3 separate regions of the Homo sapiens genome follow, and all the other regions are linked to region 1. A link is a loop called in an ENCODE intact Hi-C map of the cell type or tissue named here. Cell type or tissue: sigmoid colon. All regions are shown on one strand. Each heading gives the region's core, and the rest is flanking DNA. Links, peaks and the distances in the headings are about the cores only.

Region 1 (5,560 bases), core at 1,282-3,781:
GTCGCTCGCCGGGCCCCACCTCCCCCCTACTGTGCTTTACATACCGCAGCGCGGGAGGAGGGGGCGTCACCGGCTCCAGCCTCTCCCTGCCCGCCCCCTCCTTCCAGACCTCCTCCGCCCGCAGCGAAGCTGCAGCAGGAGCGACTTGAGCTAGACACCGGGAAGACCGCTCGGATCAAGACCAGCCAGGCAGAGGAGGAGAGGCGGCGCCGACTTCGCCCAAGATTTCCATCAAGTCCACGCATGAGAGGCCTCTCCCTCCCCCAGCGGTCGTGCTGGGGCCACGGCAGCAGGCGGGGGTGCCGGTGCCGGGCGCTGGGCCCCGCCGGACGGATGCCCTCCCGGCTCCCCCGTCGGCCCGGGCAAGGCTGTTCCCAGGTTGCGACGTTTCCAATTCGGGCTCCTCCGGATGAATCATCCCCCTTTCCCGCCGCCTGGCCTCCTTTCCCGCCTCCTCCGCCCGAGGCCTCCGTGGCCCGTGGCCCGGTCAGAGCAGCACCGCCCCTGCGCCTCGGGATCCGGGCCGCACAGCTTAAGCCCTCCCGATTGCTGGCCGCGCCCTGCCTGCGGCCTGTGGCCTGGATCCCGGGCCCAGCAGGAGTAGCCGAGCTGCGTGCGGTGTGGCCCCCACGAAAGGGAGGGCGAGGGAGAAGACGCGGCCCCCGCCCAGGCGCCCCAGGCCGCAGGAGAGGAGGCTCAGGGCCTAGCTGTCCAGGGTCGTCCTCACTGCTCGCGTCCGCTTCCTAAAGAACCACCGCGCTGGAGCCCGCAGCCGAAACCTCGGGGAGGCGGCCTTGCTCCCCGACCCACGCCCCATCTGCACCCCAAACCTCAAAGCAGGACACCCATCCCTGCCTCCGACTGGAGCGCTCAAGGCCCGGGCCTAGCAGGGAGCCGCCACTCTCCCGCGTCCAAAGCCTGGTTTCACAGATTGCAACTACGGCCCAGGGAGGCCGGGGAGACTGCCCGACCCCGCACTAGGCGGGGGCTCTGCCAGGTCCGACGCCGGGCTCCGGGGCCCCAGCCCTAGACCCCTCTCAGGACAGCCACGGGAGTATCCAGGAGGAAGCGAGGCCCATCCCCTCCTTGTCCCTGAGTTTGCAGCCCTTTCCCCAGCCCGCAACCGGAGGAGCGATCATCGCTTCAAGCCAGAACTGGCGCTCTCAGCCCCGGCTCCAGCAAGGTCACCCGGAGCCCCGCGCGTCGCTGCCGCGAGGGAAGCGAAAACAAGCAGAGTGGGGACATGGGGACACGCTCAGAGACCCCGAGCCGTGGAGGTAGTGGGCCGACGCTGGGGACACCAGGGAGGCGGAAACTTGGGGACACAGCGCACAGCCCGACAGAAGATGCTGGGGCCGAGTCCCCAGGACTCCAGGGTCCCGCCACCGCCCGCGTCCACACTCCCGCCTGGGGGAACGGGAGGGCCGCGCTCCCGCCCCCAGGGGCCCTGACCGAGGGAGGGAGGGAGGGAGGGAGGGACCAAACGAAAAGTTGGGAAAAGTGGAGTGCGGACCCCTGGACCCCAGCTCGGCTCACCTGGCGCCGCAGCGCCGCGCGGGTCCGGGTCCCAGTCCGCGCGCGGAGGCTCCAGAGCCGCCCGGGTCTCCACGGCCCGGCCCCAGCCCCGCCCCGGCCCCGCCTCCAGCCCCCGGGACCGTCCGACCCGCGCCGGGCCCGGCCCCACCGCCGCTGAAAGGCGGCAGCTCAGGTCAAAGGATCGCAGGTAGGCGCCCTGTGCGCGCCTGGTGACTCCGGGCACCCGTGGCCCGAGTTCTGCCATCCCCACTCTCCCACCCCCAGCTTACATCGGTCGCAAAGGCCCACAAAGGCGACCCCTTCCTACATGGGGAAACTGAGACCCGGGACCCAGGAGCCCCGACACCCGCACGTCCTTCCCCGCTTCCCAGAGCCCCTCATCCCAGGCGCCCGGGGAGCTTCCAGGAGGAGGCGGCCCGAGTCCCTGCTCTGCCCCGGTCCCGCAGCCCTTGCTGTCGCTGAACCTCGCGGACTTCATCTGTGCAATGGGCACCAAGGCTTCAGCCTCGCAAGATGCCGAGAGGCAAGAGCCAGACGCCAAGGGCCAGCCCGGGGCGACTCCGCAAAGCCCTCAGCGAAAGCAGCGCCCGGGGAGGGGCGGGCCTTGTAGCTGAAAGGACCGGACGGGGTGCGGATGTGCCGCCGGGTACTCCTAAGAACAGGCGCCCCTTCGCCAGTGGGGGAGCGGGCTTGTTCCCAATAACGGGGAGGGTGCTGAGAGCTGCGACCCCGCCGGCGAGCCCGAAGGGGGCGGCCCGGCCTTCGCGCCCTCCCGCCCCTGGAGGCAGGAATGCAGAGCGGGGGAGCCAGGGCGGCCGGCGGTCGGCCCAGTTTCCATGATGCGGGGGGCGGGTTCGGGGGAGGCGGCGACCGATTTCCAGGCTCAGCGGTCAGGCCGGGCCCCCCGGGAGGAATTTCCGGCCTAGGATTGATTAAGGCCCGCCCCTCCCCCCGGCCGTGGAGACCCCCGGCGCGCAGCCGGGGGGAGGGGCGCTAATGAGACCCGGCTGCGCGCCGCGGACAGGGAGGGGACCCGAGGAAGGGGCGGGCCAGGGGCCGGGGCCACCCCCCGACGCGGGGCGGAGCCGGGTCCCGGAGCCGCACGGCCAGGCCAGGCCTTGAACCTGAGCTCCCACCCTCTGGGTCGGCGGAGGAGAGTGGGGGTGCATCAGTGCCCCCCGGGACCCCCTCTTCCAGCTCTTAAAAGCCCCCTCGGGGGGTCGGTGAGGTAACGGGCGGACCAGAGGGACCACAGTGGGGAAGACCGAGCCTCGGCTCCCGGGCTTCATCCCTGCGAGGCCGTGTGCGAGATCGAAGCCAGGGCCTCCTTCTTGCCTCCCCAGTCCGACTGGAGGCTCCTGAGGTCTCGGTCCGCTCCACGGAGGCCTCCCTCCAGCATCTTTGCTTGGGACCCCCGCCCCCATCAATCCTCCGCTTCGTCCACTCCCCGCACACTGACCCCACCGCGGTCGCACCTCCGCCTCCCAGCTCTCCCTCCCACCCCTGGGCTCCCTCAATCCCACTCCATGCCTGCCTCTCCCAGCCCACTGCTCTTCCTCCAATAAGCCCGGCTTCTAGTCTGACTCCCTGGGCCCCTCGATCATCCCCTGCCTCCAGCTCTGTGAAGGGCCCTTTGTCCACCCAAGCACGGGGTCAGCCTTGGCCCCTTCCTCTCCCCCTCTCATCCCACTCACAGAGCCTTGGGGGCCCTGCTCTTTTCATCTGGGGCCAGCCACGTTCTCCCTTTCCCATGGCCACTGTCCTGCTCCGGCGTCCAGGCTCCTCCTGGAGCCCATGGTCTCCTGCCTCCCCGTGTCCTAGTGCGCTGCAGACAGGCAGCAAGGGTTTCCACTCTGAATCTGAGCCTGCCACTACCTGCTTAAAACCATCAGTGACTCCCCAAATCGAGTTGGAAATCTCTTCTTGTCTCCACGAACTGGCCCCGGGCCTCTTACACTCCCTCAGGGCTTGGTTGGTCCTTGCTTTCCGGCAGGAACACTTACCCCCTGGTCGTGCCCTTGCCACCTTCTACACATCCTTCAGACCCTGGGCCTTCCCCCAGCCCCCAGACCAGGTCAGTACCCGCTCTCCTGCTCTGTTGTACACCCTCACAACACCAGCAGCTTCCCTGTGCACCTGCAAACTGAACCCACTGGGAGTGGAGTCTGTTTCCTGTCTGTGTCCCCACTGGCCATGACTCTGAGGGGGCAGGACTAGGTCTGTCTTGCTCATCCCTGGAGCCCTGTGCCCAGCACAGTGTCTGCCCACAGCTGGCCATCCCCATTAGAGGAGGGTGTGCAGGCCTGTGTCTCCTTCAGCCCGAATACCTTCCTGATCTCCATGCCAGGTGCCCTGGCCCAGACAGCAGGAGAAAGAAAGGACTCCTCTCTGTCTCAGGCTCCTCATTTGTAAAAAGGGAGAAATAATACCTACCCCACAGTGTTGTTTTGAAGGTTAAATAACAGTTCACCTGTGGCCGGGTGCGGTGGCTCACACTTGTAATCCCAGCACTTTGAGAGGCTGAGGAGGGAGGATCACTGGAGCCTAGGCGTTCAAGACCAGCCTGGGCAACATAGCAAGACCCTGTCTCTACAAAAAAATTTAAAAATTAGCCAGGTACTGTGGCGCATGCCTATAGTCCCAGCTACTCGGGCGACTGAGGCAGGAGGATCTCTTGACCCCAGGAGTTTGAGGCTATAGTGAACCATGATTGCAAAGCCTGGGTGACAGAGTGAGATCCTGTTTCAAAATTTTTTTAAAGAAGCTGGGCCTGGTGGCTCATGCCTGTAATCCCAGCACTTTGGGAGGCCGAGATGGGAGGATGACTTGAGGTCAGGAGTTCGAGACCAGCCTGGCCAAATGGTAAAACCTCATCTCTACTAAAAATACAAAAATTAGCCGGGTGCGGTGGCTCACACCTGTAATCCCAATACTTTGGGAGGCTGAGGTGGGCGGATCATGAGGTCAGGAGATCGAGACCATCCTGGCTAACACGGTAAAACCCCGTCTCTACTAAAAAATACAAAAAATTAGCCGGGTACAGTGGTGGGCGCCTGTAGTCTCAGCTATTCGGGAGGCTGAGGCAGGAGAATGGCGTGAACCTGGGAGGCGGAGCTTGCAGTGAGCTGAGATCGTGCCACTGCACTCCAGCCTGGGCGACAGAGCGAGACTGTGTCTCAAAAAAAAAAAAAAAAAAAAAAAATTAGCTGGGCGCGGTGGTGGGTTCCTGTAATTCCAGCTACTCAGGAGGCTGAGGTGGGAGAATCACTTGAACCCAGGAGGTGGAGGTTGCAGTTAGCCAAGATGGTACCACTGCACTCCAGCCTGGGTGACAGAGCGGACTCTGTCTAAAAAGGAAAAAAAAAAAAAAAGCTTGTATAATAGAAAGATGACCAAATAAGGAAACAAATGAGTTCTTCAAAGGAGACTTAGTGTCCAGGAAAGGATTCTATGGACCCTGAGAGGATTTAGAGAAGAGGTATATAGGCTTGAACCCAGGAGGCGGAGGTTGCAGTGAGCCGAGATGGCACCACTGCACTCCAGCCTGGGTGACAAAGTGAGACTCGGTCTCAAAAAAAAAAAAAAAATTTAAGAAAGGGTTCACATGTTGAGTGCCTGGCACAAAGTGGGTTCCAGCAAACACCTCTCCCTCTTCTGATCATGACGTTTCAGGTACAGAGGGTAGTGTTTGGGGTGGGTAGAAACCTTCCCTGGGGTCACTGGGGTGGCAGAGGAGGGAAGGGCCCCCTTTCCCAGATGTCCTGTTTAATTCTCTTGAGAGCTCCAGGAGGTCAGTGCTATGCCCAGTTCACATATGTGGTTTGGAAGAGGCAAAGCGACCTGCCCACAGGCACAGCCAGGCTGATCAGTGCCCACTTCTCTTTGGAGGGACCCTCCCCAGGACTGCTTGGTTAGGCCCTGTGAATGTGCAGATGTGTGGGCTGCTAGTGGCCTCAATATTGGGACACTGATTGCTCCCATGAGGCCAGGACCCTTCCTGAATCTGCCCTGGCATCTGTGTGAC
Region 2 (3,773 bases), core at 1-2,500, 73 kb before region 1:
CTATATATCCGCTAAGGAATTAGTTCTTTCATTGGAAATTATGACAGAGTAATGAGCATTTCTTTCTTTTTCTTTTTCTGTTTTTTTTTTTTTTTTTTTTTTTTTTTTTGGAGACAGTCTGGCTCTGTTGCCCAGGCTGGAGTGCAGTGGCACGATCTCAGCTCACTGCAACCTCTGCCTCTCGGGTTCAAGTGATTCTCCTGCCTCAGCCTCCCGAGTAGCTATGACTACAGGCGCCCACCACCACACTTGGCTAATTTTTGTATTTTTAGTAGAGACGACGTTTCACCTTGTTGACCAGGCTGGTCTCGAACTCCCGACCTCAGGTGATCTGCCCACCTCGGCCTCCCAAAGTGCTGGGATTACAGGTGTGAGCCACCGTGCCTGGCCAAGCATTTCTTTCTTAATATTGTTGTATGAAGTAGTTGGGAATTTAAAGTTTTTATCTGTTCAGATTCATGGAATTCCTTTATCTGATCCTTACAGTTTACAAATCTAAAAATTTCAGGATGAATCATGTTCAGTTATAGTCAGTTTAAGAATGCAGGAAAGTCTATAATAAAAATTATTGATTTCCATGCAAATTGATTAAAATATAAGAGTCTTGGCTGGGAGCGGTGGCTCACGCCTGTAATCCCAGGACTTTGGGAGGCCAAGGCAGGCAGATCACTTGAGGTCAGGAGTTCAAGACCAGCCTGGCCAACATGGTGAAACCCCATCTCTACTAAAGATACAAAAAATTAGCCAGGCATGGTGGCATGTGCCTGTAGTCCCAGCTACTGGGGAGGCTGAGGCAGGAGAATCACTTGAACCTGAGAGGCGGAGATTCTAGTGAGCCGAGATCATGCCATTGCACTCTAGCCTAGGCGACAGGGCAAGACTCCATCTTAAAAAAAAAAAAAAAGTCTCAGTACAAAAGAGGATAACAATATGTTATCAGAAATACTAAATCATGCACAAAAACACTTTCATTCCTAGATACTGTCAGATAAGTGAAGTTTTATTACAAAGTGTAAATGTTTTATATCCCTGAAAGAATGAACATAAAAACCATAAAAAGAGTATGAGTGATTGTTTTGAAGTAAGCTGTCTAAAACTTAGATACCAAATATTCCAAAACAACAATTGGCTCTTTGAAAAGATCAAGATTTTATCATAAGTCTGTATAGTTTATTCTCTCTAAAACAGTCTATACAACTTTTCCCCTAAATTAAGGTTTCTCAACCTCAGTAACTTCAGCCTCTATGCACTGGATGCCAGTACCTCCCGTCTCTCCCCTCCTCTGTTACAACAACCAAAAATGTCTCCGGACATTGCCAGATATTCTCTGGGGACAATTTACTCCAGTTGAGAACCACTGCCCTAAACATATTAGAGAATAAGAGCTGTAATACAAATTGGTAAGGCTGAGAGATAGTAGGACAGAACTCAAAAGATATTTTTGTTTAGGTTTGAGGACTGACAGTCAAAGATTTTGAATTTGTGTTATTTTAATCAAATGATTTATTATTAAAAGGGAGAGCATCTGGTTCAAATATTTGTCCTTACAAGCATCAGAAAGTAGTTCATGTCTTACCAGAAGAGCCATTTATCAAGTTATTTTGTAATCATTCCAAGGAGGCTTACAGAAGAAATCAGACTTAATTCTTTTTTCTTACAATATATTTTTAGGTTCCTGAAATAACCTAAAAATGAACACATCTTTATTTTTAAAATGCCTCATGGAAGAAATCACATTTAGTTAACCCTTTTTTTCCTGCCATAGACAACATTGCAGGTTTTTGAAACTAAAATTACGAGATAAATGGATTTTCTATTTCTTTTCTTTGATCTTGTCTCCCCTGAATTCAGCATTCATGGAACATGATCATTAACACATTTTAGCCTTTCTACTGAGGGTACATTTAACTTCCTTGTTGCTATCAGTTCCCTGGCAGAGCACTAATGATTTATTTTTTACCCTCTGTGTGATAGCCCACTACACACTCTAACATTCGTGTGTATCCTGGATTCACAATTATTTTGCCTGGTGACTTTGAAATAATACAGTAGCTCTGGCCTTTACTTATGCTTCCCTTTTCCCTTTCTCACATAGCAGCAGCTGTCGATTCGGCAGACCGAAGTCCTCGGCCCACTTCTGCACCTGCCATTACTCAGGGTCAGGTTGCAGAAGGTGGCGTCCTAGATGCCTCTGCTAAAAAAACAGTGGTCCCTAAAGCACAGAAGGAAACAGTGAAGGCTGAAGTGAAAAAGGAAGACGAGCCACCTGAGCAAGCTGAGCCAGAGCCCACAGAAGCATGGAAGGTATGTCATCAGTCCAAATACCTAGCTAACTCACTTTCTGATTTAGAGGCCTTAACTTTTTGACCAGGAACGTTTTCAAAGCAATTGCTTATTCTCATAGACTCAACAAAGTTATTCTTCATTCTTTCTAAATGAAGATGTCTCCCATGAACCTATAAAATATTTTCGTAGAGTTATGTCAGTAAGACTGTAAGCTATCTCAGAAGTTATAAGGTGACCCACTCCTTGACCCAACTATTATTTTTATTTATTTATTTATTTTTTTGAGATGGAGTCTCGCTCTGTCACCCAGGCTGGAGTGCAGTGGTGCGATCTTGGCTCACTGCAAACTCCGCCTCGTGGGTTCATGCCATTCTCCTGCCTCAGCCTCCTGATTAGCCGGGACTACAGGCGCCCGCCACCATGCCCGGCTAATTTTTTGTATTTTTAGTAGAGACGGGGTTTCACCGTGTTAGCCAGGATGGTCTTGATCTCCTGACCTTGTGATCCGCCCGCCTCGGCCTCCCAAAGTGCTGGGATTACAGGCATGAGCCACCGCGCCCGGCCCCAACTATTATTTTTTTAAATGATCTTATAAAACACACCAGTATGATTGATCCTCTGCTTTTTAAAATAATTTTACTCATCTAGAAGGAATCTCCACATTGCTTTTTAAGACTAAGCTCTGCTATTGTGATTAAAATAAAATTTTATTTTCTAAGATGGATGTATGCACATTTCCAAAGAACTGGTATTACATAAAGCGCATCTGTGTGGTTGCTCAAATCTTAAGTACCTTTACAAAAAGGAGAAGATTCATTATGTAGGAGAGGTTGTACTGCTGAGTTGCCTATGGTTCTGAGTTAATTGCACCCACAGTCACTGCACTGTGTTGAAAAATCACCAATTTAATTAGCAGATTTCCTAGACAGTGACTAGACTGACCTTTTATATGTTAAGCTTTGTAAACACATTTAAGCCGTGATGGAATCGAAGTGCTAGCTCAGATTTATTGAAATAAATATAGCTCTTGCTGTTGGCAACAGGAATTATGAGAAGCAGTCTTCATAAGAAGAATTACATTTTTATATGTCTGTTAAGAAATTAAAAAAAATTTTTTTAACCATAAGATCTTAGTAAGTGTTCTCGCTTTGGCAGATGGATTAACCTTGTTCTTTTGGAGCCAGATCAATATCTAGTTTATCTCTAGAGCAGTGGACAGTCTAACTATGTTTTGATTATATTAAAAAAAAAAAAAAAAAAAAAAAAACTGTTAGGCCAGGTGTGGAGGCTCTCACCTGTAATCCTAGCACTTTGGGAGAGCAAGGCGGGCGGATCCCTTGAGCCCAGGAGTTCAAGACCAGCTTTGGCAAAATGGTGAAACCCCATGTCTACAAAAAATAAAAAAACTAGCTGGGTATGGTGACGCACATCTGTAGTCCCAGCTCCTTGGGGGACTGAGACAGAAGGATAGCTTGAACCTGAGAGGT
Region 3 (3,773 bases), core at 1-2,500, 78 kb after region 1:
TCCCTGGTCACATCTGCCAGCTTTTTCCACCAAAGCCCCCCAGGACCTCTCTGCCACAGCTGGGAGAACCCGTGCTTCTTTTTGCAGGAAGCTGGGATTAGGTTTAAGCCAGGCTTGAGCAGGGACCAGCCACCTAATTTCATGCAGCTTCAATAGCTCTTGGCTGTCTCCTCACTGGCAACAGAGTGAGACTGGGTGGTTTTCACAGGCCCTGACAGCTCAATAGTGTTAGAAGCCATCTGTGCCCAGGGAGAAGTCACTTAACTTCCTGATTTCTTCTACTGAAAGGACAAACTCCACTTCCCCCCTCTTTTCAAGTGGTTCTTCAGAGTGTTGGACATACACAGTCTAGACCAGGAGTGGCTCTGGGTCTCTTTGGTTAAGGCAAATGGAATTATTTTTGCGAGTACAACTGAGGAACTGAAGCTGGTGTCGATTATACTAAGAGTGGGCTTCCATGACAGCCACAGCCACATTCATGGACAGTGAGGCCTAGAGAAACTGGACGATATGATGGAAAGAGAGTAAGTGAGGAAACCGAGTCTATTACTGACTTGCTGTGTCTTCCAGGGCAAGCTGCTCCCTGAAACTTCAGTTTCCTCATCTGTAAAAGACAGATGACAAACCTGCCCCTGTCTCCTTCACGTCTGTATTTAGCGCACTTCCAAGTACCACACAAAAGCAAGGGTAAAGGGGCCTTGGGTTAGACAGTTCACAGAAAGAATAATACAGCTCAAATCATTCCCAAATATCAACTGGGGTTTTGAAAACATGAGGTTATCACAAGCCAAGAGTCTCAGAAAGTCTTAGCTATTCAGTAAGGGCAGTCTCCACCTCCTTCCTGCCCTCTCTTTACATGTCAGATTCACTCATCCTATCGCCAAAAGCCAGCTGGACTTCATTTCTTAGGACTGACTCATCTGTTTCAGCCGCCAACTGTTAGCGATGCCTAAAGCCAGTTTATGCTTATGCAAGGGCGCCCTCTGGTGGACAACTGGGCACCGCAGGGATGGGAGGTGGGAAAGACCCAAGACATGGTCTGGGATGAAGCCTCCTTCCCCACGCACCTGTCTCGGACCACATTGATGGTTCTTAGGCCCAGGGCTGCGGCGATCTGGATGACTGCTTGCCCCACTCCGCTGTTGGATGCATTCTGGATGACAGAATCCCCTGTGGAGCCAGGAAGAGAACCAAATCAAGCCCTGTATAGATCTGCAATAGGTCAAAGGCTCCCAGCCGGGGATCCTTCTGTAGGCAAGGGAGTCCTCAGGCTCAACAGGGACCCAGGACCTGGCTGCTGAGTCTTCTCAGACCTTCCACTGTTTCTCACTGTTCTCCTAATGCCTCCTAAACTTCCACAACACTCACGATGCCTCCCAGGACTTGGCAACTCAGCATCTACACTGGATATAATTTAGACCCTGCCCTGCTATGTAAAATATTTTATAGCCTTCGTCATCCTCCCAACTTTTATGTCCTCAAGTCTTTACTTAGGTTATTTCCTTGGTTTGCAATGTTTCCCTCCTTCTCTCTTCCTTCCTATTGAAATCCTGTAGATCCTTTGAAGCGCAGCTCAAGTGCAGCCTTCATGAAGCCTTCCTGGATTGTTCCCTCTATGTGCTCCCACAGTGCTCTGTGGGCATCTGTATTAATGCACATACCACGGTCTGCCCCATCTTACACTTCATTGTATATAGGTCCATTTCTATCAACAGCTTGCAGCTTCTTGAGAGGGAAGGGTCATGCCCTATTCCTCTCTGCAGTGTTTAATAAAGGTGCACTGCCTTGAAATGGGATTACAGCTGCGCTGGAGAAACTGGCAGCCCCTGAAACAGGGTCCTACAGTTCTGTGGCAAAGCCCAGGTTTAGCTTTGGACCTGGCCATTGGGGAAGGCGGTGTGACATGCTGGGAAAAATGTGGGCTCTGGAATGAGACAGATCTGGGCATGAGTCTCAGTTTCACCAATGATTGTAACTAAACAGACAGGGCAAGTCATGACCTCTGTGAACTTCAGTTTCCTTCCCTTAAAATATAATCCCAGCTACTAGGGAGGCTGAGGCAGGAGAATCGCTTGAACCCGGGAGGTGGAGGTTGCAGTGAGCTGAGATCGCGCCACTGTACTCCAGCCTGGGTGACAGAGCGAGACTCCCTCTATTAAAAAAAAAAAGTGCCCCCGATTAGAGTCAAATGCATCGTGTCCGGGAAAGTGCTTTGTTGAATTTGAAATGCTATCTGGTTTTTGAGAGGCAGCAGGGATCTGTCACACAACGGGCTGAAACTAGAGATAGAGGACTTCCTGGAAGAAGAATGCCCACTCGTCTTCACCAGGGGTCAACGTACAGGTTGTCACCCACCAGTGGATTATGAATCAATCTAGTTGGTTGCAAGCACCTTTTTTTTTTAAAGTTAAAATTGAGAAGAGAATAAAAAATAACAGAGTATGTCACACATAGTAAGGGTATTTCACGAAACTTTGGTTTCCATTATATATATATTCCTATTTGTATAAACTGATCACAATATAAAATGTAATTCTTACCATGTGTCAAGATCCTAAGTTTATTCAACAGTGATCTAGTTCAGGCCATATCAGCCTTGAGGCAGGAAAGTGGAGAGGTGTGCAGTGGGTACTTAGGGTGGGCAGCGTCGAAATGCCTAGATCTGTTACTACAGCTGCAGCCTAAATGGGAGGTGGCTTTAGGGCATGGGATGCAAGCAAACAAAGTGTCTGCTGCACTAGGACTCCAGCAAAGGTCCCTGGTCACAGCCACTGGCTTTCTCCACCAAAGGCTCCCAGGAACCATCTGCCATAGTTGCAAGAAACCTATATTTCTCTTGTGGGAACTGGCATCGGCTTTCAGCCAGGCCTTGGACAGTGGCTGGGCACCATGTTTCATCACACTCCAACAACTGTGGGCCTCAGTTTCTTCGCTGGTATGAGAGGTGGCTTGGGTGAGTTCTACAGCCACTGCGGCTCACGGATGTGCATGGATGTGCATGGTGTGCAGAGGCAGCCCAGGAGGTTAATGCCCTTAGGGCGACCCTTAAACAATGGGGTGTGAGAATTAGTGGAAAACTGGCCCAGCCTCTCATCATTCAAGGGTTAGTTTTTGTTTTGTTTTGTTTTGTTTTGTTTTTGAGATGGTGTCTTGCTCTGTTGCCCAGGCTGGAGTGCGGTGGTGCAATCTTGGCTCACTGCAACTTCCGCCTCCCGGGTTCAAGCGATTCTCCTGCCTCAGCCTCCTGAGTAGCTGGGGTCACAGGCGCTGCCACCACGCCGGGCTAATTTTTGTATTTTTAGTAGAGACGGGTTTTCACCATGTTGGCCAGGCTGGTCTCAAACCCCTGACCTCAAGTGATCTGCCAGCTTCAGCCTCCCAAAGTGCTGGGATTACAGGCATGAGACACCATGCCTGGCCTTAAGGGTTAATTCTGCAGTGGGTTCTGAGAGTCTTCAGAGGGCCCCAGCAAGACTGAGCAGGCCGGCTGGGGGTGGGTGGCTCGCGCCTGTAATCCCAGCACTTTGGGAGGCTGAGGTGGGCGGATCACAAGGTCAGGAGTTAGAGACCAGCCTGGCCAATATGGTGAAACCCCATTTCTACTAAAAATACAAAAATTAGCCAGGCATGGTGGCAGGCACCTGTAGTCTCAGCTACCTGGGAGGCTGAGGCAGGAGAATCCCTTGAACCCGAGAGGTGGAGGTTGCAGTGAGCCCACGCCACTGCACTCAAGCCGGGGCGACAGAGCACGACTGTCTCAAAAAAACAGCCGG

The links. Peaks named below come from ENCODE experiments on the same cell type or tissue, not always from the same donor. Only the 100,000 strongest peaks of a DNase experiment are listed, where the experiment ranks them.
Region 2: it touches region 1 in a loop (2.5-fold over the local background); 5 of 110 quality-filtered maps call a loop at or near these places.
Region 3: it touches region 1 in a loop (4-fold over the local background); 23 of 110 quality-filtered maps call a loop at or near these places.

What each region holds. Positions count from the first base shown.
Region 1 is chr1:29,122,320-29,127,879 of GRCh38, forward strand. TMEM200B (transmembrane protein 200B) reads right to left here and starts at 1,584. Exons shown (of 2, transcript NM_001003682.4): 1 at 1,537-1,584. RefSeq lists enhancers at 998-1,857, 1,858-2,717, 2,718-3,577. In sigmoid colon, for the core only: a CTCF peak has its summit at 2,312 (motif pointing right); DNase peaks (open chromatin) are centred at 2,372, 3,132 and 3,572; H3K4me3 peaks cover 2,163 bases; H3K27ac peaks cover 1,419 bases.
Region 2 is chr1:29,051,009-29,054,781 of GRCh38, forward strand. EPB41 (erythrocyte membrane protein band 4.1) reads left to right here. Exons shown (of 21, transcript NM_001376013.1): 12 at 2,096-2,304. Among named protein-coding and RNA genes, the nearest start is that of TMEM200B, 71 kb to the right of the region's middle. In sigmoid colon, for the core only: no CTCF peak of the experiment used is centred there; no DNase peak of the experiment used is centred there.
Region 3 is chr1:29,202,064-29,205,836 of GRCh38, forward strand. MECR (mitochondrial trans-2-enoyl-CoA reductase) reads right to left here. Exons shown (of 10, transcript NM_016011.5): 5 at 1,068-1,170. Among named protein-coding and RNA genes, the nearest start is that of SRSF4, 22 kb to the left of the region's middle. RefSeq lists a silencer at 969-1,058. In sigmoid colon, for the core only: a CTCF peak has its summit at 1,007 (motif pointing left); a DNase peak (open chromatin) is centred at 958; H3K27ac peaks cover 781 bases.